Regions from separate parts of the Homo sapiens genome. Here all the other regions are linked to region 2. A link is an interaction called in ENCODE POLR2A ChIA-PET data of the cell type or tissue named here. Cell type or tissue: PC-9. All regions are shown on one strand. Each heading gives the region's core, and the rest is flanking DNA. Links, peaks and the distances in the headings are about the cores only.

Region 1 (10,373 bases), core at 1,489-9,488, 330 kb before region 2:
CCAGTGCCATGACCTTTTTGGGGCCTAGCTGGTTACAGATTTTTTTCTGGTTTACGGAAACCCCCTTATAGGGCTGCTCTTCTCCTCTGAGTCTTCCACATAATCCATACTTTGGCTTTTCAGACCGAGGTGATGGCATCTTGTCAACCAGGATTTTTGGGGCTGGGTCGGGGGGAAATGCCCTGTAAAGATGTCACTGTGGTGTCTTCTTTGTCAAGCCAAAGTCCTTCCATAAAATGCAGCTGCAAAAGTTAATTGCCAATAATAGTGACTAATAACACTAACATAGTTATGTTAGTGGCTAACACTTGGAATGCTTAAATGTCCCATATATCATTTGGTAAGCACTTTGCAATATTAACTTTGCAATATTTATGTATGTAAAATATTAAGTGTATATTAAGTACACACACACACACTATTATTATCCCCATTACAGATGAGGAGACAAACTCAGGGAGATTAAGTAACTTGCCCAAGATCACACATCTCAGAAGAGGCAGAGCCAGGAATTAAACCCGGTCTATTCCAGCTCTGTACTCTTAATCAGTACACTATGCTGAAAATAAGTGAAGAGCTACAGGAAGGAATGGGACAAGGGCCCTGGGCTAGGTTTCAGTTGATGCCTATTCTATTCCCCTTAAGAGAGGAGAGAAAGGGTAGGTACAGTGCCCCCCAACACACACACTGCCACGTACACTCCCCTATGGTCCTCCCCAGCCAGGGAAGGGCCCGCCACCCCCGTAGGGTCTTGAACCTGCTTAGCATAGGCTGCCCACGGCCAGCATGTCTCAGTACCTGCCATTCCCTCGTCCGAAGTCACACCTTCAAATCCTGTCTCTAAGGCCAGAACCAAAGTGGGCCCTTCTGTGAACAGGTCCTTGGGTCACTTCTCACCTTCCTAAGCTGATGGAAGCCTGGCTTAGCAGCCGGAAGGCCTACCAGGCACTGTGCACTATGAGCATGTGTGCAAAGAGTACTCTCTCTGAGCCAAAGCATGCCTGCTCATCTCCCCTGTGGCAGAAGGGAGCCCTGAGGGGGCCTCTTCCATAGGCTGGGCCCGAGCATGAGTCCAGGTGGCTGGGTAGGCTTTGGCCGCACCTGAGAGGTCCCAGACATACTTTGATGAAGTAATTTCCCCAATCTGGGGTACTATGTCCTGGAAAGGAATGTCTGTTAATGCTCATTTGGTGAGTTTTGGTCATTATTGTTGATTTGTTTGGGTTTGCTTTTCATACAGGTGATTTTTCTTTACAATCTGCTGGCAAAATATTTGCAAAATCAGGTACAGGTCTTTGGTGTGTGGGGAGGCCCTTCTCCCAGCACACTGCCCTATTCCAGTGGGAGGGGGGCCTGGGGCTTTCCCCTTCTCTCCACCATCTGTGAACCAGCTCTTGAAAGGGGTCACTTCCAACCCACCTGCCATATCCTGACCTCCCGCACAGAGGCAGGTGAGAGGCTGTGCGTCCCAGCCTCTTCCAACTCCTCAACAGGGATGGCTGAAGGGGCAGGAGGAGGAGTCCCCATTCCAAACCCCGGGTTTGTCCATCCTCCATCCATCTCACTCACACCTTAGCAGGGCCAGTTTTCATTTATTTCAGAAGATCACCTGGCCCCAAGTCCTCAGTGGTGTGGTGGGCAACTGTGTCAACGGTGTGGCCAACTATGCCCTGGTTTCTGTGCTGAACCTGGGGGTCAGGTGAGCCCGGGGGCTGGTGGGGCCTGGTCAGGGGACACTGCCCACTGAGCTCTCCACCCCTGGTGGAGACAGATCAGTCACCATCCTGGCCCTGCCTGTGCCGTCCTGAAGTGGAGGGTTATGGGGAGTTGGAGGGGCCTGATGGTCCCTTGGGGACCTCAGTTTGACGCTTGATTGGGTGAGAGGACAGCCACTCCCCGCTCCTGCCCAAGCCCACCAGGAGAGGTGAAGTGGGCACTGGCAAGGTGGCCCCCAGGACACTGTAGTCACGGCTGCCTTGGTAGAGCCACCATGGCCAGAGGTGCCTGTGGGCCCTGGTTGAGTCTGATCCCAGGATGGGGGAAGAGCAGAGCCATGCCTGCCCCACACGGGCTGGCCGCCAGAGCCACCTCTCTCTCAGGCAGGGCGGTGGCAGAGAGTTGGCATCAGTCGCAGCCCTGTTCTCCCTCCTTACCCAGGGGCTCCGCCTATGCCAACATCATCTCCCAGTTTGCACAGACCGTCTTCCTCCTTCTCTACATTGTGCTGAAGAAGCTGCACCTGGAGACGTGGGCAGGTGGGAGGCCTGGCCTGCTCTGGGAGGCTGAGCAGGCCAGCGGTGGTGCTGCCCTAGCCTTGGGGCAGGGTGGTCAGCAGGCAGAGGGTGCAGTAGAGCCTGTTGGAGGAGGTGCAGGACCCTGCACGGCCCCCTCCTTCCCCTTTGCTTCCCCAGCCCCAAGGGCCCAGAGTCCCTCCACCCAAGGTGTCACGATGCAGAGCCCTGCTGGGTCCATCACAGAAGCCTGGCCCAGGGAGCTTTCTTGCCCAGCCTCTGCTCTCAGGATGGCGGTGAGAGCAGTGACACCCGTGGAATACCAGGCGTCAGCAGTGCGTGGGGTGCCTGACATTCCTGAATTCATTTAAACCTCACCCCACCTCATTAGCCCCATTTTACAAAGAGGAGATTATGACAGACGGAGGTTAAGTAATTTGCTGAAACAGCAGGCGTGTAGGGGCCTGCCTGTCCTTTTCTGCCTCTTGAGAGCCAATCCCATACAAGGACCTTCTCCTGCCAGGCATTTCAGGAACAGCTCTGCAGGCCCCTGGGGCCTCATGTGGGGCAGGGCCCTGGCTGAGCCCCTTCCAAGCTTGCCCAGTGCACCTGTGGTGTGTTTCCCTTCAGCATCCTTGATCTCATGCCGCCTCTGAAAACTCCCCAGGGAGGCAGGGCAGCTATAAGGCCTGGGGTTTTCAGATGGAAATGGAGCCTGCAGAGTGGTGGGTGGTGGAGTGGGGACCAACACCCATGCCCTGAGCCCTGGGGCCACACCGTGGACTGGCCAGGTGAGCCTGGTGCCCTGTTCCTGCATCCTCCTCCTCCGTAGGCCCCAACACCAGCTCTAGACCAGCTGCATTCCCTCTGCAAAATGCCCAGTGCCTGAGCCTGCTAAGCCCCAGAGCAGGAAGAGCCAAAGGGGTTTAGGGGCCTCCTGGCAGTGGGGAGCAGGAATGAGGTGGGCAAGCAGGGCAGGCTGTCAGCTCATGGGGCCTCTGTTTCCAGGTTGGTCCAGCCAGTGCCTGCAGGACTGGGGCCCCTTCTTCTCCCTGGCTGTCCCCAGCATGCTCATGATCTGTGTTGAGTGGTGGGCCTATGAGATCGGGAGCTTCCTCATGGGTACGTGGAAGAGGATGGGGGGCGCAATGGCGTGTGGGCGGCTCACCCAGCCCAGAAGCCCCCTCCCCAGGATGGCGGCTCACCCATCCCAGAAGCCCCCTCCCCAGGATGGCAGCTCACCAGCCCCCTTCCAGCTTCACTGGCCAGGCCCTCAGGCTTGGACCCAGAGAACACCACTGCCCAGCGGGGCTGATCCGTCTGTTGCTGGTCTGCCTCCCCAGTAGGCTGTGAGCATCCAGGAGGCAGACTTGGGCCTTTTGTGCCTGAATCCCAGCATGGGCCAGGCAGAGCAGGTGCCCGTGGGAGGTGGCTGAGGCACGGAGGAGTGAGAGATTCAGTTGGTTTGCGGGTGTGAGCAGAGGTCCAGGCTTGCCAGTGTGAGGCTCCCACCTGCTGCCTTGTGTGTGCTCATTAGAGCACTCGGTGAAGTGAGGACTCCAGGCAGCCTGAATGTGAGAACCCCTGCCCTGCCCCGCATTTGCAGATGAGAAAACGGGGCCCCAAGAACACAGGAACTCCACAAATAGAAAATCAGTGGGAGGGCCAAGAACCGAACTCGAGTTGCCGGACCCTGGTCCTGTTCTCTGTCCCCTCCCTCACACTGCCACCCTGAGTTCATCTGGAAAGACAGACCACACAGGGAAGCCTGCAGGGGCCTCCGGGGCACTGGGCAGAATTTTCCTAACAGGCTGAAGGCCAGGCAGGAATGTCTTTTTGTTGTCATTGTTACCAATCTGCCCTTCAAAATCAGCCGGGCTCAGTGGCTCATGCCTGTAATCCCTGCACTTTGAAAGGCCGAGGTGGGTGGATCACTTGAGGCCAGGAGTTCGAGACCAGCCTGGCCAACATGGCGAAACTCTGTTTCTACAAAAAAATACAAAAATTAGCTGGGTGTGGTGGCACCACCTGTAGTCCCAGCTACTTGGGGGCCTGAGGTGGGAGGATCACCTAAGCCAGGAGGTGGAGGCTGCAGTGAGCTATAATTGCGCCACTGCACTCCAGCTCAAGCGACAGAGTGAGACCCTGTCTCAAGGAAGAAAAAAAAAAAAAGCCCCTGAGTCCCCAAAGCAAAGCAGCGTCCTGTCGGCGCAGGGTCTGGGTGTCTGGGGCTGCGGGCCGGACTCACGGCGGGCCTCTTCTCTAGGGCTGCTCAGTGTGGTGGATCTCTCTGCCCAGGCTGTCATCTACGAGGTGGCCACTGTGACCTACATGGTAAGGCTCCTGCAGGGGTGCCTTCCCCACATCCCCCACCTGATGGCTGGAGGTGTCATAGGAGGGGGGCAGGCTGTCACCTGAAGCTATCTCTGTCTCCCGAAGGACCCTCCCCGGGCCTCTCGTGCCCACCAGGTCCAGACCCTGCTCAGCTTACGCCAGGACTCACACACAGGTGCCCACAACCTGACGACCAAGGGTGATATTTCACTCACAGATGTTGGAATTTTAAAAATTAATTAGTATCATTTTAAAATTGGGAGATTTCACATCACAATCTTATTTTTGGATTTTCTTTAAAAATGCACATTCCAGGCTGGGCGCAGTGGCTCACGTGTGTAATCCCAGTACTTTGGGAGGCTGAGGGCGGATCACAAAGCCAGGAGTTCAAGACCAACCTGGGCAATATGGTGAAACCCCATCTCTACTAAAAATATAAAAAGTTAGCCAGGTATGGTGGCACAAGCCTGTAGTCCCAGCCACTTGGGAGGCTGAGGCAGAAGAATCACTTGAACCCGGGAGGCGGAGGTTGCAGTGAGCCGAGATCGTGCCACTGCACTCAAGCCTAGGCAACAGAGTAAGACTCTGTCTCAAAAAAAAAAAAAAAAAAAAAGCACATTCCATCGAGCAGCAGGCCACATTCCTGCACACTGCAGTCGGCCAGAGCTGGGTGACAGCGTCCCCAGCAGGGCCATGGGCTCTCCTCCACCACAGCCCCCACCTCCCCTCTACTCCCCACAGAGACACAGCCATCGTCTTGCTTATGCAGCCCATGTCACTCGGGTACGCATCTGCATGTTATCCCTGACCCCAGCTTTAAGCAAAGGAGTCACAAAAATCTACATTACAAAATCAATTTAGAGATTCTTATTTTTACAAGTGGTTTCTGCTGAAATATCTTTTTTCTTACAGGGAGCTTTTCTGGGACTAAGACCACAGTCACCTCTTTAAAATCTGTTTACTCATTTGATTTGGACAACACAGTGATTTCGGTTGCAAGGCCCGCCTGCCTGTGCTGCTTCTGATGGCGCAGGTGGTGGTGGGACTGGCTGTGTCACTGGGGGTACCCCCACCCTTCTCCCAGCCCCAGCCCTCCCTGCCTCATTGTCAGCAGCAAGAATGTGACGTGCCTCTTACACTGCATGCCTGAGATCTGCTCTGCCTTCCCGCTCACGTCCCTCTTGGCCCAGGCTGGCTCAGGACTTCAGGGGTTGGAGGGTGGGCCCACTGACAGTGCTTTCTTATCTTTGATCCCAGATTCCCTTGGGGCTCAGCATCGGGGTCTGTGTCCGAGTGGGGATGGCTCTGGGGGCTGCGGATACTGTGCAGGCCAAGCGCTCGGCCGTCTCGGGCGTGCTCAGCATAGGTAGGTGGAGTCCTCTCCTGGTGGGCCTTCAAACGTTGGCCTGAGTCACCAGCCTGGGCCACAGGAAGGCTGGCATGCTGGAGGCAGGGCTGGCCTCGGGAGCTGCCAGGTTTATCTTCCAAGCCTGCTGGACCTGCCATCTGACCCAGGTCAGCCTCTGCTGATAAGCTGACAGCTGCCCCTCCCTGAGCAGCAGGCGTCCCTCCCACCACTTTCTCCCCATCCCCACTCACTCCTTCCCTGCTGCTGTGATTCTGGGACTCTTCTGGAGACAGCTGGCTTCTACCACTTACCTTAGAGCAAACCCTGACTCTTTGACGGCCCTTCCTGCCCAGCACTCTCCTTCCAGCTGTCCAGAGTCCTTCTGCAGGCCTGGCCCTCCCAGCACCCCCATGAGCTTGGCAGCTGCCAACCCACTCTGGAGAAGGAGCCACTCATGTCCTCTGACATCATGGCTGTGCTTTCTGAGACTGGAAGGCTCAGACCGGCTTCCCTGTAGAAAGCAGTGGTTCTTAGGCTGTAGCCTGCGCTGGAATCCCCTTGGAGGGCTGGTCACAGATTGCTGGGCCTCACCAGCAGGCTTTGGTTCAGCAGGTCGGAGGCAGGGTCTGAGAATCTGTTTCTAACAAGTTCCCACGTGATGCTAATGCTGCTGCGCCAGCGTGCCGCCCACTCTGAGAACCACTGGAGTGGAAGCATTTTCCACACTGCCCTTCCTACAAGACTGTCTAGCCCAAATGAACGCCTCAGATGCGGGGGACATGAAGGCCTGTGACAAAAGGCACCTGGTTGCAGAGGGCTGGGCTGACTTGCACTGACATAGGGGCCAGCCCTTTGCTGATCTGAGCAAGGGTGCTTCCTGGCTTGGGGTCTGTCATTGCTGCACCTTTTGTCTCTTCCAGTTGGCATTTCCCTGGTCCTGGGCACCCTGATAAGCATCCTGAAAAATCAGCTGGGGCATATTTTTACCAATGATGAGTAGGTAATCAGTTTTCTGTGCTGACTCTTGGAAAATGTCAAAGTGGTTCCCAGTGTGTCCTCAGATTTATCACATTCCTGGCTCAGTGCTGGGCCCAAAGGAAGCAGGAAGAGCCCAGGCTTGGCTCTCACTGAGAGGAAGCCAACTTCTGTCTATCCACCCCAGGCCTTTAGTGCCTGTCCATAGACAAGAGGCTAATTGAAGGGCAGTCCAAAATTGTGGGGGCTCTTCTGAAGTTTTAGGTGTGACCCACAGACACAGAAAACTCTGGGCTAGCAGTGCCAGTTACATTTGTGTGGGGCAACTACCTCTATTCCAAAGCTTTTTCTTGTGGGGGTGGGGTGTGGAATAGAAGGGATATAAATGGGTCTCAAAGGATACATCTGTGTCTTAATGCTTTCTCATTTCTTCTGCAGAGATGTCATTGCCCTGGTGAGCCAGGTCTTGCCGGTTTATAGTGTCTTTCACGTGTTTGAGGCCATCTGTGTAAGTACCACTTTGATCCAAAGCCTGACTCCCTGGGACATGATTTATGTACTTGTGCCCTCCCCAGGACCTCGCAGGGCTGTGAGGATGAACTTGTTAATACACATGAAGGGCTAACTGTATAGTAAGTGCCCAAAGTATTTGCTGATAATAGTTCCATTCTTATTTCAAACAGTGACTTCCCTCTTCTTCTGCAATTTACACGAGCTCAAAAGTGAATGCAGATTAGCAAAGAACTGAAAAATTGCAGCAGTGTAAAGCCACAAATCTTTTTCTTCCGGATTCCTCATGAGCTGGGACCATGACATTGACCTGTGCCCCAGGCTGGCCAGGAGCTGAATGGCAACCATATCCTGTTGCCAGCACAGAGGGACATTTCTACAAGGGAACGAGCCCACCCAGAACACAGAAGGAACTGGACTTTCTGCTCCTTTGATCACTAAAGGACAGGTGTCATTTAACACAGATTTGAATTATGTAATTTTTTTTTTTTTTTGAGACAGGGTCTCGCTTTGTCACCCAGGCTGGAGTGCAGCAGTGCGATCATGGCTCACTGCAGCCTCAACCTCCTGAGCTCAAGTGATCCTCTCACCTCAGCCTCCTGAGTAGCTGGGACTACAGGTGCATGCCACCACATCCAGCTAATTTTTAAATTTTCGTATTTTTTGTAGAGACAGGGTCACACTATGATAGGTGGAATCCTCTCCTGGTGGGCCTTCCAACGTTGGCCTGAGTCACTAGCCTGGGCCAGAGGAAGGCTGGCATGGTGGAGGCATGGCTGGCCTCGGGAGCTGCCAGGTTTATCTTCCAAGCCCTGGCTGGCCTTGAACTCCTGGGCTCAAGTGATCCTCCCATATCAGCCTCCCAAAGTGCTGGGACAATAGGCATGAACTACTGTGCCCAGCTATGATTTTTTAAAAACACAAGAAAACAACAAAACCCAAAACACTAAACTCTTGCTTAATAAGCAGAATTTGAACTCATAGCTCTCCTACTTTGCATCTGGAGTTACGTGAATTCTTCAGGAACACACCCCTTGCATACATTCCCATAGCTCTGCAGAAGGATATGCCCTTACTTAGCAATACTGGCGCATTCCAGCCCTTTCCCTACCTGGGGAAAAAACACTTGCATAATAATTACCAACTCATTACAAATCTACTGAAAGAAATCATATTTATGGAGGATATTTCCAAAGGCCTCTGTGTACTCCATCCAGTTCGCTAACTATTCTAGGATTTATTTTTGAATATAGCCGGGCATTCAGAAAGCGACAAGCTCGGGCCACATGTTCTTAGCCTCAGCAGAAATTCCCTCTCTGGGCTGTGTTCTGGCATCATATTTGTGGCCTTTATCAAGGAACATTAAATGAAACTACTTTATGGAGCCCATTATTGCTTTTGTCATAGGATACTATTTTTTTTTTTTTTTTTTTTTGAGACAGAGTCTCATTCTGTCGCCCAGGCTGGAGTGCAGTGGTGTGATCTTGGTTCACTGCAACCTCCACCTCCTGGGTTCAAGTGATTCTCATGCCTCAGCCTCCCGAATAGCTGGGATTACAGGCATGCACCCCCATGCCTGGCTAATTTTTGTATTTTTAGTAGAGACAGGGTTTCACCATGTTGGCCAGGCTAGTCTCAAACTCCTGACCTCAGGTGACCCACCCGCCTCGGCTTCCCAAAATGCGCTGGGATTACAGGTGTGAGCCACCGCACCTGGCCTGGATACTGTTAAAAGACACTATTCATACTTTTTCTCTAGTGTCTGGGTGAGACCACACCTGAGAAATCATTCTTGAAATTGAAAGCTAGGAATAGCTTTGCTTTTTTTTTTTTTTTTTTGAGACAGGTCTCACTCTGTCACCCAGGCTGGAGTGCAGTGGTGCCATCTCAGCTCACTGCAGCCTCGACCACCTGGGCCCAAGCAATCCTCCTACCTCAGCCTCCTGAGTAGCTGGGACTACAGGTGTGCACTACCATGCCTGGCTAATTTTCTTTTTAAAGTTTTGTAGAGATGGAATCTTGCCATGTTGTCCAGGCTAGTCTTGAGCTCCTGGGCTTAAGCAGTCCTCCTGCCTTGGCCCCCAAAGTGCTAGGATTACAGGCATAAGCCATGGCACCTGGCCCAGCATTTCTTAAGAAATTAAGTATGCCTCCCCTTCCAGGGGGCAGTAGTTCTCTAGTCACTTGGCTACCAAGAAACTCCGAGTCAGGTTTACAGAGAACAGTTACCAGGGCCTGAGGGCTTGTGTATGTGCAGCCCATCATTTTTCCTCCTGGCTAGTCGGTTTTTTCTTAATTTACATTTTCCATGAGCCTTATTTTTATATTTTGTAAACTTTTAGTGAGTTATAATTTACATATGATAAAATTCATATATAAGTATACAACTCAGTGATTTTAAATGAATTTGGAGTTATGTAACCATCACCACCATCTAGTTTTCCATCACCCCGCAGAATTTCCTGGAGACTGTTTTGTAGTTAATCCCTGCTCCCATCTCCTGCCCTGGGCAATCCACTGCATTGCTTTCTGTCTGTATGAACAATTTCATATAAGTAGGGTCTTATGATATGCAGTCCTGTGTCTGGCTGCTTCTCCTTAGCATACTGTTTTTGAGGTTCATCAATGCTGCAGCATGCGTCACTGCTTCATTCCTTTTATTACCGAGTAGTTCCATTGTATGGAAATACTGCCTTTGTTTATCCATTCATCAGTGGATGGACATTTGGGTTGTTTCTAGTTTTTGCTATCATCAATAATGCTGTTTAGAATGTTCACGTGGAAGTCTTTGTGTGGATTTGTTTTCATTTCTTTTAGTAGAGTTCTGGGAGTTGAACTGTTAAGTCAAATGATAACTTTATTTTTAGCTTTTTAAGAAACTGCCAGCCAGGTGCAGTAGAGCTCATGCCAGCATACCAGTGCTGGTAATCCCAGCACTTTGGGAGGCTGAGGTGGGAGGATCATTTCAACCAAGG
Region 2 (10,373 bases), core at 245-8,244:
TGGCCCATCAGCCACGCCCATGTCGAAAGACTGGTTTAAGAATTCCTCCAGGTCAAAGCCAACACCGTAGCCAGCCCCACTGCCCTTTGGTGTGCCTGAGAACACAGGGGGCAGGGGGTCCTCCACCTGCAGGGAATGACAGGTTACAATGCAGACAGACTGAGGTCTGTAGGCCACCCTGTCCCAATGCTGCTGACTACTCCGCCTGGATATCTGGGAGTGCTAACACCAGTCTCGGCAGTCAGTGAGTGCTGGCTGGCCCCATCTCTGGGCTAGGCACTTTGCAGGCCATATTTAACTTGTCTCCTAACAACCTCTTCATTGCCATTATGCTCCTTCTGTGAGCAAGAGGACACGTTCAGAGATAAAGCCCCATCTGCTGCTCAGTTTTTGTGGAACACTGACCGCTTCCTGAACCCATTTTCCTTTGGCCCAGACCCAGGTGTCCCCATGGCCTGGGCCTCCCTCTCACCTGTGACTTAGATAGCTGCTGGGTCACAAGGTTGACATCAGGTGACTCTGACATGGAAGACTGAGGGGCTCCCCCGGCGTCTGGGGGCGGCAGGCCAGGTGGGAAGTAAGGCAAAACTCCTGGGGTGCTGGAGCCAGGCAGCCCAGGGGGTGGCACAAGTGACTGGGCAGCCAGGAGGCTGGTGGAGGTGGCAATCTGGGGTGGCGCGGGGACAGGGATGGGCCCAGGAGGGCCAGTGGGGTGGGGTGCAGGGCCAGGGGGTGGGCAGGCAGGCTGGGGTACAGGGCCAGAGGTAGAGCCCGCAGATTGTGGTTGCGGGCCAGTGGGCTGGGCTACAGGGCCAGGAGGAGGACTGGTAGGTTGGACTGGGGTTGGGGTTGGCGTTGGCGCTGGGGCAGGGGCCGGCACAGAGGTGAGGGCTGGGGCTGCGGGCCGGGCCATTCGAGTCCAGCGTTCCAACAGGCTTCTGTCATTGTCACTGAGCACTAGTCCAGCCAAGGGGTCAGTGGAGGGGCCCCCAGAGGCCCCAGCCCCCCGTTCCTTTCGCTCCCGCTCCTGCCGCCGTTTCTCCCGCTCCTTGGCTCGTTCTTGCCGCCTCCGCCGCTTCTCCTCCCGCTCCCGCTGGCGCTCCTGGGCTGTCACCGGCTTCCGAGGCTCAGGAGCCTCCAGGGGTGCGCTGGGGCCATCTGCGGGGAAGTTGGGCAGGGGAGAAGGTAAAAGCCTGAAGCCTTGTCCAAGTCCAAGTCTCCCCTCTGCCCACCCGACCTGCCCACAAGGCACCTCTGAGCCGGCTCCTCAAAGACTTGAGCAGGGCAGCTTTAAGGGCAGCCTTAGTATTGTCTGAGATGGCACCATCTTTCTTTGGTGGGGCAGGCTCACTGACTGGTGGAGGTGGCTGCAGGGTCAGATCAATGGTGTCAGGTGCAGGGCCGGGGCATGGTGGCGGGGCTGGTGGTGGAGACTCCATGGCACAGTCCCCACTGGGAGCCCAGGGACTGGGCATTTCAACATCTGGACAGCCAGGCTCACTAGCCACAGGCTGTAGAGAAGGCTGGAAGCGGATCTGTTGGCGGATGCCCTCACGCCTTGCATGGAAGTCCTCAATTTCAGCCACAATGGCCTCCTTAATGCGCTCCCGAGTGAGGGCTTCGCGGTCAAAGGCAAAGTCAAAGGGCGGGGCACAGTCAGGCTCATCATCAGGATCATGGTACTTGGCCAGGAAAGGGTGGCGAAGGGCAGCAGCTGCTGAGATGCGAGCGCTGGGCTCAAAACGCAGCATGCGACCCAGCAGTGATAGGGCCTGGCGGTCGGCACCTGGGTACACTGTCTCCCAGGGCACAGGCTGGCGTGGTGGCAAGCTCTGGATATAGGCCCGCACCCTCTCAGCCCCCACAGCCTGAATCACGGCTGGTGATGGGGTACCCAGCACCATCATGATGAGCTGTAGCTGGTGTACATAGTTTTTGCCTGGGAAGAGCTGGCGCCGGGCCAGCATCTCACCAAAGATGCAGCCCACAGACCAGAGGTCAATAGCCTGTGTATACTCATGCAAAGAGAGCATGAGCTCGGGCGCACGGTACCAGCGCGTGGCCACATACTCAGTCATGAAGTACTGATGTTCAGCGGGCGAGGTGCACAGGCCACGAGCCATACCAAAGTCACCAATCTTGAGCTCACAGTTCTCATTCACCAATAGGTTGGAGGGCTTCAGGTCACGGTGGATGACCTGAGCCGAGTGCATGTACTTCAGGCCCCGCAGCAGTTGGTACAGGAAGTAGCGCACGTGTTCCAGTGTGAGGGGCTGTGAGGAGTGGATGATCTGGTGCAGGTCGCTTTCCATCAGGTCCAGGACCACGTAGCTGGAAGGGGAAGGAAGGAGAGAAGCATGGGTTGGCCTGATCACACTCCAGGGACAAGCCCCATCCTCACCACACCCTTCCGATTCCAGACAGGTAACAGCCTTACCCTGGGACCCCATAGGGGCTGACGGCATGGTATGGAAGAAGAGCATCACGTTTTAGATTCTCTACGACTTTTCCATGAACTTGGTTAAATCACTTTTGTCTCCAGACCTAGTTTCCCCATCAGATAAAAGATGGGGTTGGACTACACCAGGGCTGGCCAATAGGTTTCCTTTTGGGGCTATCTCCATTGTTTGGTAGTGGCAGCTTGAAGAACTATGATGAAAATTGACCAGGCTTGTCCACTGTCTGTAGGAAAGTGTTCTGTGATTGATTAGTGAAGTCTGCTATGGGAATAGGAGGGTGTGGTCATAGTAGGAATGTCCTACATTTGACATCCTATATACTAAGATTCTATAAAACTGTAAAATCATCTGTACACTTCTTGAGGAATAACAGTTGTCCCTGGCAAAACTCTAAAGAACTGGTCCTAGAACTGCGGGAATTTTCCCAGCCTGCTTCAGATTAGATTCAGCTGCCTTTCCAGAACTTCGGCAACATGGTTGCAGCCTTCAGAAAAGTCCCAAGTCTGGCTCCCTCTCCCATCCCGCTTCTTACACAGATTTGAATTCGCCATAGGGCACGGTGGGCCTCAGGATGTCCTTGATGGCGATGATGTTGTCGTGTTTAAAGTGCTTGAGGATCTTCAGCTCCCTGAGGGTCCGCTTGGCATTGGTCACCACATCGAAAGCATTAGGGATCTTCTTGATGGCCACCTGCTGGCCTGAGGAGCAGGGAAAAGGGACATACCAGAGGATACCTTGGAGAAACTGCAGAGTCGACTCAGCCCCTATCAACACCTCCCTTCTAGGATGCAAATGACAACAGCTACCAAGTATTGGGTACCTACTATGTGCCAAGCCCTGTGCTAAGCATGTTACCTACATTATTAAATGTTACCTTCACAACTCCCCTGCGGGGCAGGTCCCAATAGGTCAACGTTAAAGAGAAGGAAATATGGCTTAGTAACTTGTTGGAGGTTGCACGGATGCCCAGTGGTGTAGCTCAGCCTCTTATGCCTACACCCTCTCCATCTCAGACCTCACCCATCCCACCACCAGTTCCTTATGCCAGTGTCTGGCTCCAGAACACATTTCTCTCTTAGACACGAAGGACTGGCTCTCCATTCTGGTCTAACTGGGACTATCATTTTCCTAAGGAGGAAGTAGGCAGGCAGGATGGCAAAACCACCAGGCCGGAGTTTCAGAGAACCGAGCCTCCCCGGAGCCTGGCAGGCAGAAGGCCCTGGTCAGTGTGTGTTGACTGGAGCCAGAACTCGCACCCCGCTTTCCTTCCCGGCTGTCTGGGACAGGCCGGTTTCCCACTCCCTGCGACGCTGCCACATCTGGGAGGCGACGGCTCAGGAAGCTCACCGGTGAGGCGGCGGCGGGCGGAGGACACCACTCCATAGGCCCCGTTGCCTATGGTCTCGATGATCTCGTACTCGTCGCCCACGTCAAAGGTCACATCGAAGGAGCGGGCTTTAAGCAGGGCCAGGTTCTTGGCCGCTACAGAGGCAGCGGTGTGGGCGGGTTCGGCCTTCACGGGCCCGGGGGGCTCCGCAGAGCCGTCCTCGCCGTCTTCCTCCTTCAGAGGCTCGGCCATGGTGTCTGTGTGGAGACTCGGGTGAGGAGAGGACCACCTACCGTGGGCCTCAGTGTCCCCTCTGCGGGCTGGGGAGCAGGACCAGGGAACTTCCCAGTTTCCTAAACCGACAAGGGCAGAAGCGCGCGGCTGGTTCGTGGCAGACTAGCTACCCCAGGGGTCCGGGCCCAGAGCCGGGGGCCCGCCAGGGTCGGGGGAGGGGTAGGCGAGGCGCGGGCCAGGAAGAAAGGGAGGGGCGGGGCACCTGGGTTTCCTCAGGGCCGCACTCACCCCCGCGCCTCCTCAAGGCTTTCAGAGGTCCCGAGGCTCGCCGGCCTCCCGTCCCCAGCGCGGGGGTCTCCGAGGGTGGCTCACTTACTTGTTCAAAGGCCGCAGCCACCACCTCAGCGTCTTGAGCTGCCCTGTCCGTCCCCCTCCGCCCCGCCTCCCAAGGCCACGCTCCCTCCAGCTCCTGGCCAATCGCTGAGCTACTGCTGCGGAGGGTCCTGCCCCTTCTACCTACTGCGTCCAATCCTAGCCCACCGGCCGAGAAAGCCACGCCTGGCGCGCGCCGCTGTCCAGCTCGCCGGCGGGAGCCGCCCAAAGGGTGCCCGGCACTTCGCAGGGGTGTGCTCCCCGCCCTGCACCGCCTTCAAACGCATGCGCACTGGCAGTCGGGCGCCAAGTGAATGGAAGGCAACGCCCCTGCACGTAGCGCGCGCGTCCCCATGAAGCTCTCAACCTCATCCGGCCAATCACAGCTAGTCCCGTGAGCTCGGGGAACTGCCCGGCCTGAGATGCCCAGGTCTGGGACTGTTACCTTGGCTACTGGCTCCCGAAGTCCCCTTCCGCCCAGGGAATTGTGTCCGCCATTTGCTTGGTCCCAGGAGCTCTGGGAATGTGTCATCCCCGGTAGAGGGTGCCCGTCACGGCCAACCACAGAGATCCCGGTCCTCCGGGATTCTAGAGCGTCCGGCCGAACCCTCCACTGACTTCCGGTGGCTGAGCCTCTCCGCAGCTTCCGGCCAAGTTGGACTGCAGCTCGCGGTTTCCTGGCTTCTAGGTATCTTCCCTCCGCTCGTTTGTCTGTCCCGCGATTCCCGTGCTTTGGGCTGCAGCGGAGTTAACCGAGGCGGCCGCCCAACCTCTGCTCCTCTGCGGAGCCCGCGGGTGGGCGGAGCCCTCGCTGGAACCGAGCTGTCCCGACCCACCCCAAAATCCGATAGTTTATTCGTTCATTCATGTAGCAAATGTTTATGGAGCACCGCCCCTCTAAGGCTCAGTGCCGGGAGGCGAAGGTGGACATGGTGGATACTGTGAGCTGGAAGGAAAGGTTTTCTAAAGGGAGCTCGAGGTAGGGCCGAAAAGAAGTGAAGAATTTTGGTTTCACTCCTAGGCGGCTTCTAGAAAAAAGCAATATGTATGCATATTCGTACCTACCTCCCCTTTGGTGTACAAAAATGTAGCATATTATGCTCTTTTCCTGAAGATCATTCCATATCAATAACTGGAGGGGTCCCTCACTTTTAAACAACTTTTAATAACATACCATAAAACTCATCCTTTTATAGTGTACAATTCAGTGTTTTTTGGTATATTCACAGTTGAGCAGCCATCATCACTACCTAATTTTAGGTAGAGTGGTTTATGGAACATTTTCATCGCCCCTAAAAGAAACCTATGTGAACCAAGTATCTGAGACAAGTCTCAAGTCAATTTAGAAAGTTTATTTTGCCAATGTTAAGGACATGGTGGTGACAGCCTCAGGAGGTCCTACAACATGTGCCCAAGATGGTCGGGGCATAGTCAGCCTTTATACATTTCAGGAAGACATAATACATAAGTCAATACATGCAAGATTGACATTGATTTGATGTGCTTATTGGCCATTTGTCTCCTTTGGGGAAATGTCTGTTCAATGTCTATTCTGGAAGGGCGGGACAACTCAAAGGGGAGGGGCTTCCAAGTCACAGGTAGATTTAAACATATCCTGATTGGCAGTTGGTTACAAGAGTTATTATCTATAGAAAGGAATATCTGGGTTATGATAAGGGGTTGTGGAGACCTAGGGTTTTTTGGTTGTTTATTTTATTTTATTTTATTTTATTTTATTTTATTTTATTTTATTTTATTTGAAGAGTGAGTCTCACTCTGTTGCCCAGGCTGGAGTGCAGTGGTGCGATCTCGGCTCACTGCAACCTCCCCCTCCTGGTCTCCTGCCTCAGCCTCCCGAATAGCTGGGATCACAGGCATGAGCCATCAAGCCCGGCTTTTTTTTTTTTTTTTTTTTTTTTTTTGTATTTTAGTAGAGATGGGGTTTCACCCTGTTGGCCTGGCTGGTCTCGAACTCCTGACCTCAAGTCATCCACGCCCCCCTGCTCCCGGCCTCCCAAAGTGCTGGGATTACAGGCGTGAGCCACTGCACCTGGCCAGGAGACCTAGGTTTTATTATGCAGTTGAAGCCTCCCAGTAGCAGGCTATAGAGAGAATAGACAAATATTTCTTATCAGACTTAAGGTCAGTGTTGATGTTAATGTTGGAGGGGTATAATAAGGCATGTCCAACTCTCACCTCCCATCGTGGCCTGAACCAGTCTTTCAGGTTAAATTTTAGGGTGTGCTGGCCAAGGAGGGAGTCCATTCAGATGGTTGCAAAGGGCCTTCTAATTTTATTTTTGGTTTATACCCATTAACGGTCACTCCTCATTCCTCTTTCACCAGAGCCCTTGCAACCACTGAACTACTTTCTGTCTCTATGGACTTGCGTATTGTGGATGCTCTATACTAATGGAATCACACACTGTGTAGTCTTTTGTGTTTGGCTTATTTCACTTAGCATAAAGTTCATGTTGTCATATTAGCACTAATTTTTATGGCCAAATATATTGCATTGTTTAGATATACCATATTTTGTTTATCCATCAGTTTATGAACATTTGGGTTGTTTCAACTTTTTGGCTATTATGATAATGCTTCTGAGAACATTTGTTTACAAGTTTTTTTGTGGACATGTTTTCCTTTCTCTTGGGAGTGGGATTGCTGGGTCACATGGTAAACTATTAACTTCTTGAGAAAGTGCCAAGCTGTTTTCTCCAGCAGTTGCACCATTTTACAAATTCACCAGCAATATTTAAGAGTTCCGATTTCTCCACATCCTCACCAACACCTCTTTTCTTTTTCTGATACTGAGTCTCACTCTATCGCCCAGGCTGGAGTGCACTGGCACGATCTCGGCTCACTGCAACATCTGCACCCCAGGTTCAAGCAATTCTTCTCCCTCAGCTTCCCGAGTAGTTGGGATTACAGGTCCCCACCACCATGTCCAGCTAATTTTTATATTTTTATTAGAGATGGTCAGGCTGGTTTCGAACTCCTGACCTCAAGTGATCCACCTGCCTCAGCCTCCCAAAGTGCTGGGATTACAGGCATGAGCCACAGTACCCAGCCTTATTATTATTATTATTTTTTAATTATAGCCATCCTAGTGGGTGTGAAGTGATACGTCATTGTAGTTTTGATTTGCATTTCCCTAATGACTAAGGATGTTTTCACGGTTTATTGGCCATTTGTCTCCTTTGGGGAAATGTCTGTTCAATATCTATTCAAATCCTTTGACCTTTTTTTTTTTTCTTTTTGAGACAGGGTTTCACTCCAGCCCAGGCTAGAGTGCGGTGGTAGGATCTCAGCTCACTGCAGCCTCCGCCTCCCAAGCTCAAGTGATTCTCCTGCCTCAGCCTCTCAAGTAGCTAGGACTACAGGCACACATCATTGCACTCAGCTAATTTTTGTATTTTTAGCAGAGACAGGGTCTCACTGTGTTGGCCAGGCTAGTCTTGAACTCCTGAGCTCAAGTGATCGGCCTACGTCAGCCTCCCAAAGTGCTGGGATTACAGGCATGAGCCACCGCATCAGCCCTCTGTCCATTTTTAATTGGATTATTTGCCTTTTTATTGTTGAGCTGTCAGAGTTCTTTATATATTCTAAACAAAAGTCCCTTATCAGATGATTTACAGATACAGATATTACCTTATTAGATGATTTACAGATATTTACTTCCCATGATTTACAGATATTTACTTCCATTTCTCAGATCGTCTTTTCACTTTCTTGATAACATCCTCTGTTCCACAAAAGTTTTTAATTTTGATGAAGTCCAGTTATCTGTTTTGTCTTTTGTCACTTGTGCTATTGTCATATCTAAAAAAAAAGCACTCATTTTTACAGCTGCATGATATTCCTTTACGAATATAACCTATTTAACCAAGACCCCCTAGATAGACATTTAGATGAGTTCAGTTTTTTCACTATTGCAAACAATGCTGCAATAAATTTTCTTGAACACATCATTTTGCACACAGCAAGTGTATATGCAGGAAGAATACCAGAAGTGGGAGTGTCAAGTTAAAGAGTATTGTTCTTACAATTTTAGTAGCTAATGTCAAATTTCTATCCTTAGAGATTATACTGATTTAGACACCCACCAGTGGTATGAGAGAATGACTCACACGGTGCTTTTTAAAAGCTTGGAATTATTTGCCTGTCAAAAATGGGGAGATTTGCCATAAGAATCCTGATTTTTGCTTTCTTTTGGGAAATCAGATCAGCATTTCTACGTAGCCATCGAACTGTGACCCCGCCATTGAAAGAACATGTGCTCTCTAATTCACCACAGTCCCTGCCACTCCCTGACAGCCTCCCCAGCACAGGCCGAGGGTCAGATGCTACTTATCATTGTGCTTTCACAACTGTTTTCTACATCTTATTAAAAGCAGGAAAACAAAAGAGGCTGAGATGACATGTGTTTCAGGAAAAGAAAGACCAAGTATATCTTTTTGTGGGAACAAAGACAATCTCATGTGTTATATACAGATACTCCACTCACTTGGCTCACGTTTCCTGCATGGCCACAGTGGGCATTTGAGTTCAAGATTTCTGGTTTAGGTTACCAAAAGCCCCTGAACTAATGTAAATGTCTACCTAGGATTTTTGAGTAGACAAATGCCCTTCAGAGCTGCCTTCCTGAAAGGTATTTCTGGCAGACATCATGGAGGGTGTACTTGAAGGCAGAGCATGCCTTGATTAAAAGACAGACGTGGGATTGGGTGCGGTGACTCACGCCTGTAATCCCAGCACTCTAGGAGGCTGAGGCTGGGGGATCACCTGAGGTCAAGAGTTTGAGACCAGCCTGGCCAACATGATGAAACCCTGTCTCTACTAAAAATACAAAAATTAGGCTGGGCGCGGTGTCTCAATCCTGGCACTTTGGGAGTCCGCGGCAGGTGGATCACCTGAGGTCAGGGGTTTGAGACCAGCCTGACTAACATGGTGAAACCCTGTCTCTGCTAAAAATACAAAATACAAAAATTAGCTGGGCATGTTGGCAGGCGCCTATAATCCCAGCTGCTCGGGAGGCTGAGGCAGGAGAATTGCTTGAACTCGGGAGGTGGAGGTTGCAGTGAGCCAAGATGGTGCCATTGCACTCCAGCCTGGGTGACACAGTGAGACTCTGTCTCAAAAAAAAAAAAAGTAAAAAAAAGAGGTATATAAAGGGGTAAATGCAGGACATGTGATAGTGTCCATTTCTAGCAATGGAGATGTCACCAAAATGAGGAACCAAGAAGCAGAACAGGTTGGGGGGTGCTGATGTGCTTTGAGACTCTTTTAGTCATCTGTGATATGGTAATTATTATCTCTAATCCAAGCCTGGAGACCTTCCTGAGCCCCAGAACCTTACCCTCATTTCAGGGACATCCATCACGGCAGTGGGCATCCCTTTTTGTCAGTCCCAGCATGGGTTCCAGGGTAGCCTCCCATTGGACAGGCTCAGCGTGGGGGAGGGGAGGGGTATGCTGATTGGCCAGACCTGAATCACCTGTCCACCTCTGGAAGTGGCACAGGGAGTCCGGCTCAGCCAAACTCCTCAGACCACGTATGGATGAGGGCCATTTCCCCACAGGAAACCTGAGTTTTCAGGAAGGTGGATGGACGTGGGTCAGCAGAAATAATAGATGTGCCCAACTGTTCGCACCCCTCTGCCGCAAGAGTGGGTGTGGTTAAAAACTTTGAGGAGCGCAGGTGAATTGTCCGAGCAGGGTGCCGCTCTGCTGATGTTACTGCCTCCCTTCCAATCCCATGCTCTTAAGTTTTACGAAGGCACGCTTTGGTTTCAGAAACACCTGGGTTTGAATCCAGCTCCGTCACATGGAGGCCGGGGCATCCTTTCTTGTCTGTGCTGTGTGCTGGGGTCAGAGCCATGAGCACAAGTCCCAGCTTTCTCTGATGAGGGAAATCTGTGACAGGCACCGAGATGGGGGGCCGGCCCTGGGGAGCTAAGAATGGGCCCTTTGCCCAGCACAG
Region 3 (10,373 bases), core at 1,588-9,587, 110 kb before region 2:
TATGGAAATGGATTCCAGAGAGAGCAATTTTTGGATTCCTGATATTTAGTGTGCCTAGTGTATCTAGGCTTTCACAGATATCTTGGTTTGTTTTCTGTTGCTATAACAGAATACCTGGGGAGGCTGGGTAATTTATAAAGAATAAGCTTATTTAGCTCACGGTTTTGGGAGCTGAGAAGTCCAACAGCATGGTGTCGGCATCTGGTGAAGGCCTTCTTGCTATGTCATAACATCGCAGAGGGCGTCACATGGCGAGAGGGCAAAAATGTGCATGTTATCTCAGGTCTTTCTTCCTCTTGTTATAAAGCCACCAGTCCCATAATAGGACTCTGCCGTGATGACGTTATCTAATCCTAATTACCTCCTAAAGGCTTCACCTCCAATAAACATATGAATTTGGGGATTTAGTTTCCAACACATGAAATTTGGAGGACACATTCAAACAATAGCAACAGATATGTCAGAATTTAGGACTTCATGGGGTACAGAGCTGACAAGTGCTATAGGACTGAGATGTATAATTTAACCTACTTCTAGCTTCTCTGCAAGCATGAGTGACAACTAAGTTTGCTGTTAATATTTACAGTGGAGTCACATAAACCCAAAGACACCATGGTGTGAGTGGGCCCCTTTTTCTAATTACTTTGTTGTAATGTTGGTTTTCTTTTTCCCTTTCTCATTTCTCCTCTCAAATTTACTCTTTCTCTGATTAGGCCATATGGAGTCCAATCTAATCACTCTGATTGCATGCTCAGAATCCAGATTGTGTGAACTTCTTGTGATGCTTTATGAATGTGTAAATTGGCCACAGAATTGGTGTGAATCTGATGTGAATCACTACAGAATGATTCACAAACCAATTCTGAGTGGTCTGGAAATGCAAATCTTTGTTACTTTATCTAATATTTTTTCCTGAGGACCTGTTATTTTCCTAGCACTGTATTATACATGCATTATTTTAATCTTTGCTACAAATCTATTTTTGAATTCTCATTGCACAACTTTACCTTGTTTAATGGCCTTTATTAATTTTCCTCCATTCTTTTTGTTTTCCTTTTAATTGCACTTATTTTAATGCTGAATTTACTCCCGTGCCATAAGTTTTTGTTTCTTCAGTTTCTTCTGGGATATCTTTTTCTTCTGGGCAACCTCCTCTTCTGGTTTAGGAACAATCTGTTCCTTTTCAGTAAGGATCATCTCAGTGTGGCAGAGAGAGCTCACGTATGGGTTAATCCGACCATAAGCCCTGTAGGTCCAGTGGCATATCTTCGGTGCTTTGTTCACTTGGATATGCTCAATGACCAGAGAATCTACATCTAAACCCTTAAGTTCACCATTACTCTCTGCATTTTTTAGCATGTGCAGCAAAAATTTAGCACTCTTTTTGGGCCACCGACCTTGTGTCCAACCCCACTGTTTGCCAACTTCATTACTGTAACATTAGAATGGTACGCACTGTTTCTGTAAAGTGACATCTTTCAGAGACTTCGTGGCTTTTCGTATATGCACACTCTTGATGGCCTGGGCAGTTTCACAAGTGTTTTTTGAGTGGAACACGAGGAACTCTTGGATCACAACTATGAATCGCATACCTTAAAGTGAACACGAATATTGGAACCTCTTGATTTGCGTGATTTTGTGGGGTTCTCGAGGTCAAGTGAATAGTGAACCTTTTTCACAGATTACCTTGGGCCGCTGAGGGAAAGAGGCTCCATTCTTTTTTGTGTGGAATATCTTCCTTTAAAAAGCCTTTTGCTGTCCACTCCCTGCCCACAAGAGATTTTCTGCTTTTGGCTTCAATTCACATTTTGATAATATTGTAAGGACTCTTGCATCTTTATAGAGATTTTTTTTTTTTTCCGAGACGGAGTCTCACTGTGTTGCCAAGGCTGGAGTGCAATGGCACGATCTTGGCTCACTGCAACCTCCGCCTCACAGGTTCAAGCAATTCTCCTGCCTTAGCCTTCCGAATAGCTGGGATTACAGGCACCTGCCACCATGCCCGGCTAATTTTTATATTTTTAGTAGAGATGGGGTTTCACCATGTTAGCCAGGCTGGTCTAGAACTCCTGACCTCAGGTGATCCGCCTGCCTTGGCCTCCCAAAGTGCTGGGATTACAGGCATAAGACTCCTTGCCGGCCTGGAGATTTTTTTTTTTAAACATGTTTAATCTACTGTTCAGTCCATTGACATCTTCCTTTTCTGAAGAAAAGTGTTCCTTTTTTTTCCTTTTGTAGAGATGGGGTTTTGCCATGTTGCTCAAGCTAGTCTTGAACTGCTGGGCTCAAGCAATCCACCCACCTCCGCCTCCTAAAGTGCTGGGATTACAAGTCTGAGCCACCGTGTCCTGCTGAAAATGTTCCTAAGAATAAAATCGTATTGATTACAGGTTCCCCCAAACACTTCAATAAATTCTGGGCCAGGACTTAGGCCCCCATATCCCACAGAACCATTAACCAATCCTGGGGTTCTTTAAAGGAAAGAGAGGTACAATCCACACCTTTTTTTGTGGGGAAAGGTGGCTCCTCTAAGCCCTGTTTTGAGGTTCTGATGTTTCTTGTCATCATGAGCAAAAAGGCAGCCTCTCTGCACCTGTACAAACTATTTTTAGATGCTCCTATTCTAAAACCTAGTTCTTCATTCTCTGTGGTTTTGGTTCTTCTCTGCAGGGAATGACCTTCATTTATTTCTGTTCCTATGCTCCCAATTCAGTTTATTTGATGAATGTTTCCAAAGGTTCAATGGGTTTCAGTCTAAATTTGTCCCGGAGGCTCTAGAGATGTCCAGCTGGACAGTGGGCCCCACTGAGGACATCTGTCCCTGAGCTGGAGGCACGGCTTCCCATGGAGGCACCGCTACGCGGCATCCACACTTCCCACAGCACATCGGCTTCCCGAGGCCGCCACCCAACCCTGGTTACCTAGACCCAAACAGACCTGGGCGCGAGGCAGGGAGGCCGCAGGAGAGTTAGAAGGGCGAGAAGCCTGGAATGCAGTCAGAGGCTGGGCCTGGGAGACCTAGGCAGGGGTGCAGCCCCAGCCCTGGGCTGACATGCAGACAAGGCCTGGGACTTAGGGGACCCAAGACAGGTGAGCGTGGCCTCCTCACCGGAGTCAGGGTTCCGGGTTACCTAGAGGGGAGGCCGGGCAGGAGCAGCAGGAGCAGCAGGAGCAGCAGGAGCAGCAGCAGGAGCAGCAGGAGCAGCAGCAGGAGCAGCAGAGACTCTCTCTGCCCAGACTCTGGCCAGGGTGGGGGCCCTGGAACTCTGGCTTTATCCCTGGCCGGCGCCTCCCGGCCAATCCCAGCTGAGGCTGCCTGTGTGTCACAATGGGGCGCCTGTGGCGTCACGCTGGCCCGCCCCACCCCGTGTGCTCGTCTGGAACCGCCCGTCCTACTTGCTGCCCCATCGCGAGAGTCCTTCCTCTCCAGTTCGGTCCACCACCTGCCCCCATGCTCGATCCTCTGTGGAACCAGGAGCTGTCCCACACCTTATAGAGGCATACCTGGGATGACGGACAATGACTTGCCCGGGATCACTTTGCCAATTGGAAAGGAGGAAAAGTCCCACACCCGTGGCGCTGTCTCCGGAGGGTGCTGCGTCCAAGAGGCCCACCCGCAGGGATGAGCCTGAGTGCGCGAATCCAAGCACGAGAAGGGAGCTGGGAATCTCCCGGTGGCTGGGGACCCCTGCTCCTTCTAGAGCCTCTGCCTCTAGGTCTTTAATAAAGTATATACAATGTGAGTATCAAATGCCTTTAAAAGCAGATTTTCTTAAAAAAAAAAGTAGCTATATGTTATCATGAGATGTGATTCATATACCATACAAAAATAGCTAACGTTATATTGAGATAGAACTCACATGCCATAAAATTCAGTGGCTTTTAATATAGTCACAGTTATGCAGCCATCACCAAAATCAATTGCAGAATATTTTTATCATCCCAAAAAGAAATCTTAACCGTCACCTCCCAATTCCCATGAATTAGTCAGAATTATCCAGATAAAGGAAACCAATAACACATATATGCATTTGAATTGGCTCTTGCAAGTCCTAAGATCTCCAGGGTCAGTCAGCAAGCTGGAGACCAGGAAGAACTGATGGTTTTGTTCTAGTCTAAGTCCAAAGGCCTGAAAGCTAGGAGAGCCACTGGTGTAATTTCCATCTGAAGGCCAGTGGGCTCAAGACCCAGGAAGAAGCAATGTTACTCAAGGGAGGGTGGGGTTTTTTGTTCTAATCAGGCCCACCCACATTTGCAGTTGGCTTTACTCAGTCTACTGATTTAAATGCTAATCTCATCCAAAAACACCCTCACAGACACACCTGGAATAATGTTTGACCAAATATCTGGGCTCTCTGTTCCCCAGTCAGGGTGACAAATAAAATTAACCAACGCATCTGCCAGTTTCTACAGCCAAAGGCAACCACTAGTCTACTTTCTATCTTTATGGAATTGCCTGTTTTGAGTATTCCATGTAAATAGAATCATACAGTACATGGCCTCTCGGCTCACTGCAACCTTCGCCTCCCAGGTTCAAGCGATTCTGCCTCAGCCTTCCAAGTAGCTGGGATTACAGGCATGTGCCACCACGCCCAGCTAATTTTGTATTTTTAGTAGAGACAGGGTTTCACCATGTTGGTCAGGCTGGTCACAAACTCCTGACCTCAGGTGATCCACCGCCTCAGCCTCCCAAAGTGCTGGGATTACAGGTGTGAGCCACCACGCCTGGCCACATTTTATTTTCCATTCATCAGTTGGTGAATATTTGGGTTCTACTTTTTGGCTTTTTTTTTTTTTTTGAAAGAGTCTCGCTCTGTCACCCAGGCTACAGTGCAGTGGCACGATCTCAGCTCACTGCAACCTCTGCCTCCTGGTTCAAGCAATTCTGGTGCCTTAGCCTCCCGAGTAGCTGGGAGGCGCCCACCACCATGCCTGGCTAATTTTTGTATTTTTAGTGGAGACAGAGTTTCGCCAGGTTGGCCAGGCTGGTTTCAAACTCCTGACCTCAAGTGATCCCCCACCTCGGCCTCCCAAAGTGCTGGGATTACAGGCGTGAGCCACCGCGCCTGACCTTTGCTTTGTTTTTTTTTTTTTTTTTTTTTTTTTTTTGAGACTGAGTCTTGCTCTTTTGCCAGGCTGGAGTGCAGTGGCACGATCTCCACTCACTGCAAGCTCTGCCTCCCGGGTTCAAGTAATTCTCCTGCGTCAGCCTCCCGAGTAGCTGGGACTACTGGCGTGCACTACTACACCCAGCTAATTTTTGTGTTTTTAGTAGAGATGCGGTTTCACCACATTAGCCAGGATGGTCTCGATCTCCTGACCTCGTGATCTGCCCACTTCGGCCTCCCAAAGTGCTGGGATTACAGGCGTGAGCCACTGCGCCCAGCTATGCAGGAGCTTTTCGAAGTCTTTATTTCTCCATGTTTCTCTTTCCCCAGCCTCTTCCCTCCTAGGTGCTCTGGTGTGTCTGCTTCTGGCCCCATCTGTTTTCCCTTGCTCCAGGTGGCTACAGCTGGCATATGCCTTTAAATCCTTTCGACAAACACTGCTGGGAAGGTGGTTCCAATGCTGAAAGTTCTGAGGGCGATGAAACAAAGGCAAGCCTCTGAGTCAGTCCCTCTGGTTGCTGCCAGACTGGTCGAAAAATACAACCACAGCTTTTTGAGAACAAGGACCTTATTGGCCTCTCTGGCACAAGCAAGCTGCCCAAGGAATGTGGGCCACCATCTCCATAGCTGCTTTCTGAACTGGGGATTGAGAGGTGATTGGGGGTTACATTGAAATGCCACAATATCTCTTACCAAAATTTAGCTGCTTCTTTCTTCATTAACCAGACCCTCAGTGGTTGTTTTTTATTATCCCAAAATTCAGGAAAAGTAAATTCTGACATTTTTTTTGCCAGTTTAATTGTTGCTTTAGTGGAGGGATGGGTTTTGGAGTTCTCTAGTCCACCATTTTCAGTGACATCATTTCTTTAACATTCTTAAAAGCCCTCCTAGTCACACCCATACATCATTTTGAGGTATCAGTGAAGGGTCTTATAGCTTATAATGGACCGAAATTTATTAGCTCACCGTTCTGGAGGGCTCCAGGTTCTGGCAAGGGCCTACTTGCTGTGTCGTCCCATAGTGGAAGGGCAAAGAAAGAGTGAGAAACAGAGAGAGAGTGAGTGCAAGAGGGAGCTGAACTGGTCCTTTTATAAGGAACCCGCTCCCACAGTAATGAATCTTTTCCTCTAAGAATGGCATTAATCCATTCATGAGGGCGGAGCCCCCGTGACCCAAACACCTCCCATTAGGCCCTGCCTCCCAACATTGCTGCATTGGGGATCAGGTTTCTAACACATGAACTTTGAGTGTTGGACACATTCAAACCATACCATCAGGTTTTAAACTATCATTTTATAGACCTAATATATTTTCTTGAGTGCTATGTTCACTGACAATCAGAATTCTTCCCTACTTGTCTCTTTTTTCATTGAGGGTGGGAGGACTAAGTAATAAAAACACCTCCCTTCCTCTATTCAAGTCCCTATTTCCTGCCACTATTTCTGATACTATTCTGGTTTTCCAACAGTGGATCCTGCGGGTGGAAGGATAATGTTTTTCTTATAAGGACACCAGTTATATTGGGTTAAGGCCCACCGATATAATGGCCCTTGTTCCAAATACAGTCACATTCTGAGGTGCTGGGGATTAGGACGTCAATATATGAATTGAGAGGCGGGGGACACAATTCAGCCCGTAACATACAGGAAGAGGGTTTTGTGCTGCTGGATACCACTGTTGAGGCTGGAACGCAGATCCATCTACTGTAACTCATGTGCTTCTTTACTTTTTCATTGCCTTTTCAGCATCTGAAATTCTACTTTGAATCATTCATTCCTTTTTGTTTGGTTCTTATCTCTTGTATAAAGGGATCCCCTATGAGCTGAGCACTCTTCTGTAAGAGTTAGCTTAAACTGGCCAGGTGTGGTGGCTCACGCCTGTAATCCCAGCACTTTGGGAGGCTGAGGCAGGTGGATCACCTGAGGTCAGGAGTTCAAGACCAGCCTCAACATGGAGAAACCCCGTCTCTACTAAAAATACAAAATTAGCCAGGCGTGGTGGTACGTGCCTGTAATCCCAGCTACTCAGGAGGCTGAGGCAGGAGAATCGCTTGAACCTGGGAGGTGGAGGTTGTGGTGAGCCGAGATTGCACCATTGCACTCCAGCCTGGGCAACAAGAGAGAAACTCTGTCTCAAAAAAAAAAAAAAAGAGTATAGCTTAAACAACAAAAATATTCTGCCCACATGGATAATTACTAAGTGTGACCTCAGCCACTGTGGGGATAACAGGAAACTCACTTTACACCATGTCCTAGCATCGGCCTGTGACGTAAGCCTAATTATGGCTGGGTCCTCAAGGACACTGCCTCGACAGAACACGCTAACGTGAAATTTGCATGCTGAAACCTTTACATATTCAAACCTTCCAACTAGCTCTGTGTTTCCATTCTTCGATATGAGAAGAAAACCAAGGACTATGACACATCCCAAGGAAGTGTCCATAAAAGAAGGAGATCAGCAACCTTTGCTGGGTCTCAGAAAGGTAACCCACGCCAAACTCTGTGAGGAAGATGGAGTGGCAGAGAAGGTTGCACATGTGTGGCGGGGAGTGGGATGGAGGAAAGAGCAAAATACAGCATCCTATTTTGAAATATGGAGCTATGAGACCGGGCGCAGTGGCTCACGCCTGTAATCCTAGCACTTTGGGAGGCCAAGACGGGCGGATCACGAGGTCAGGAGATCGAGACCATCCTGGCCAACATGGTGAAACCCCGTCTCTACTAAAAATACAAAAAATTAGCTGGGTGTGGTGGCGGGCGCCTGTAGTCCCATCTACTCCTGCCTGTAATCCCTGATACTTGGGGGGCTGAGGCAGGAGAATGGCATCAACCCGGGAGGCGGAGCTTGCAGTGAGCCGAGATCGCACTACTGCACTCTAGCCTGGGCGACAGAGCAAGACTCTGTCTCAAAAAAAAAAAGAAAGAAAGAAATATGGAGCTATGTACCAAAAGAATCTGCAAGGAAGGCCGGGTGTGGTGGCTCACACCCGTAATCCTAGCACTTTGGGAAGCCGAGGCGGGTGGATCACGAGATCAGGAGTTTGAGACCAGCCTGACCAACATGGTGTAGTGGTGCAATATTGGCTCACTGCAGCTTCCACCTCCTGAGTTCAAGCAATTCTCCTGCCTCAGCCCCCCAAGTATCAGGGACTACAGGCAGGCATCACCACCCCCAGCTAATTTTTGTATTTTTAGTAGAGACGGGGTTTCACCATGTTTGTCAGGCTGTTCTCTAACTCCTGACTTTAGGTGATCCACCCACCTTGGCCTTCCAAAGTGCTGGGATTACAGGCATGAGCCACCACGCCCGGCCGACATTTTTTTCTTTATAAATTATCCAGTCTCAGGTGTTCATTTATAGCAACACAGGCCAAGACAGCCCCTATTCAGAAATGTTTCCCATTGTTCTTCCCCAGCTTCATTTGAATCTCAGGGGAGTGGAAGTGCAGACATGGGTGCAGACAAAACACACACAGAGAGGGAAAAGCATCAAGAGTTTGGGAGATGGAAGACGATTCAGTGCTGTTCTTGCCAGTGACTTTCCCGTGTGGCAGGGCGTTCAGCTCCCTGCTCTGCTTTCGTCTTTTGTCATACTTATTTGGTGGCTTCGATCCATCCATTCTAAGATTTGTTCTCCCTGTGCCATTTGCTGTCCAGTCATCATTTGTGCTGCTCGCCTGGCGGGATTTTTCTCCGTCTCTTACTCTGGTGGAGTATTTAGCCAGACCCTGTTCCATGTTGAGCCGTGGGGGGTTCAGGAGGGGAGCATTTGGGCTAAGAGCCTGCAGCACACCAAGAGCTGTGGGGCTTTCCCTTCAAGCATCCGGAAAGGAAGTGCTGGGATTAGGCTGGAGCCCATCAGGCCCAGAGGCCAGAGACAGGAGGGGAGGCATCATTGCCCAGTGTATCAGTCACACCTGCTGTCCCCAACCCTCACCCAGCAGGGGTTTGGTGCTGCTCACTCTTGTTAACACCCACATTAGTAGCCTGTGCCTGTGCCACGGATTCCTGCTGGCAGGGGGAGGGGCAGGCAAGGCTGTCCCACGGCATGGCTGAGCAGAGCCCAGAGCAGAACAGAACTCTCTCTCTCTCTCTTTCTCTCTCTCTCTCTCTCTCTTTCTCTCTCTCTCTTTCTCTCTCTCTCTCTCTCTATATATATATTTTTTGAGATGGAGTCTCGCTCTGTCGCCCAGGCTGGAGTGCAGTGGCGCGATCTCTGCTCACTGCAAGCTCCGCCACCCGGGTTCACGCCATTCTCCTGCCTCAGCCTCCCGAGTAGCTGGGACTACAGGCGCCCGCCACCACGCCCGGCTAATTTTTTTGTGTTTTTAGTAGAGATGGGGTTTCACCTTGTTAGCCAGGATGGTCTCGATCTCCTGACATTGTGATCCGCCCACGTCGGCCTCCCAAAGTGCTGGGATTACAGGCATGAGCCACTGCGCCCGGCCAGAACTCTATATTTGTTTTTTAGAGATGTGGTCTTGCTATCTATATCGTCCAGGCTGGAATGCAGTGGCTACTCACAGGCATGATCACAGATCGCAGCTCACTGAAGCCTTGAACTCCTGGGCTCAAGTGATCCTCCTGCCTCAGCCTCCTGAGTAGCTGGGACTACAGCACTTACCACCATGCCTGGCTCTAATATAATAAATGTTGGCGGCAGCTCTGACAAGTGCTGGAGCGGCTCCTAGCCCCACCCTCCCAGAACACAAGGGCGACTCTGTGGCCTTTTCCTTGCTCTAAGCCTCAGCCTTCGGTCTACCTGACCACCATGCCTGCTCCCAGAAGCCATGTTCTAAGCTCTCCTCTGGCGAGGTGCCTCCCAGGCTCAAGCAGCTTCCAAGTCCCCATTGACTCTGGTCCAAGTCTCAAACACATCCATAGCCCTGGGTTTGCTGGCTGGGGTTTCATGGCACTGCCTGGCCTCTCCCTCCCAGTCTGGCTTCCCTTTTCCTGCGGCCCACCACTCTCCCTGCATCTGTCACACTCGTCTCCATACACCCCTGCTGAGACCCCTTCTCTCCTGGCCCACCAGTCAGAATGGAAGTTCTACTGTCCTCCAACTTTTGAATTCCAACCTGGCCTTTACTCAAGCCCACGCCGGGGAGCTTTTCCTGACTAGGAACTCCTTGAGCCTAGCCTTATACCGAGAATTCCCTGCGACCTCCACAGACTAAGTGCTGATGTAATATGAAAGTTGTGCAGTTGTCATCCCACGGACTGTTTGTAGCTCATTGCAGGACCAGGCCCTGCTCAGCCCGAGGAG

What was found. Peaks named below come from ENCODE experiments on the same cell type or tissue, not always from the same donor. Only the 100,000 strongest peaks of a DNase experiment are listed, where the experiment ranks them.
Region 1: POLR2A ChIA-PET joins it to region 2 with 18 read pairs; 4 of 35 experiments call an interaction of 5 or more read pairs at or near these places.
Region 3: POLR2A ChIA-PET joins it to region 2 with 11 read pairs; 12 of 35 experiments call an interaction of 5 or more read pairs at or near these places.

Annotation. Positions count from the first base shown.
Region 1 is chr17:19,699,628-19,710,000 of GRCh38, reverse strand. It overlaps SLC47A2 (solute carrier family 47 member 2), which reads left to right. Exons shown (of 17, transcript NM_001099646.3): 6 at 1,241-1,285; 7 at 1,602-1,699; 8 at 2,158-2,255; 9 at 3,240-3,353; 10 at 4,498-4,565; 11 at 5,823-5,931; 12 at 6,834-6,909; 13 at 7,327-7,396. Among named protein-coding and RNA genes, the nearest start is that of SLC47A2, 12 kb to the left of the region's middle. RefSeq lists enhancers at 2,364-3,001, 3,002-3,639. In PC-9, for the core only: no CTCF peak of the experiment used is centred there; no DNase peak of the experiment used is centred there.
Region 2 is chr17:19,372,566-19,382,938 of GRCh38, reverse strand. It overlaps MAPK7 (mitogen-activated protein kinase 7), which reads right to left and starts at 4,441. Exons shown (of 7, transcript NM_002749.4): 1 at 4,309-4,441; 2 at 3,807-4,043; 3 at 2,992-3,157; 4 at 1,253-2,331; 5 at 473-1,158; 6 at 1-126. The coding sequence starts at 4,038. It also overlaps a transcript of B9D1 not described here. RefSeq lists enhancers at 1-270, 1,516-2,478, 4,816-5,045, 9,754-10,303 and silencers at 4,216-4,475, 4,546-4,605, 5,316-5,365. In PC-9, for the core only: no CTCF peak of the experiment used is centred there; a DNase peak (open chromatin) is centred at 4,698; H3K4me3 peaks cover 2,747 bases; H3K27ac peaks cover 1,351 bases.
Region 3 is chr17:19,488,240-19,498,612 of GRCh38, reverse strand. It overlaps the pseudogene RPL17P43. Among named protein-coding and RNA genes, the nearest start is that of TRW-CCA2-1, 15 kb to the left of the region's middle. RefSeq lists an enhancer at 5,468-5,985. In PC-9, for the core only: no CTCF peak of the experiment used is centred there; a DNase peak (open chromatin) is centred at 5,562.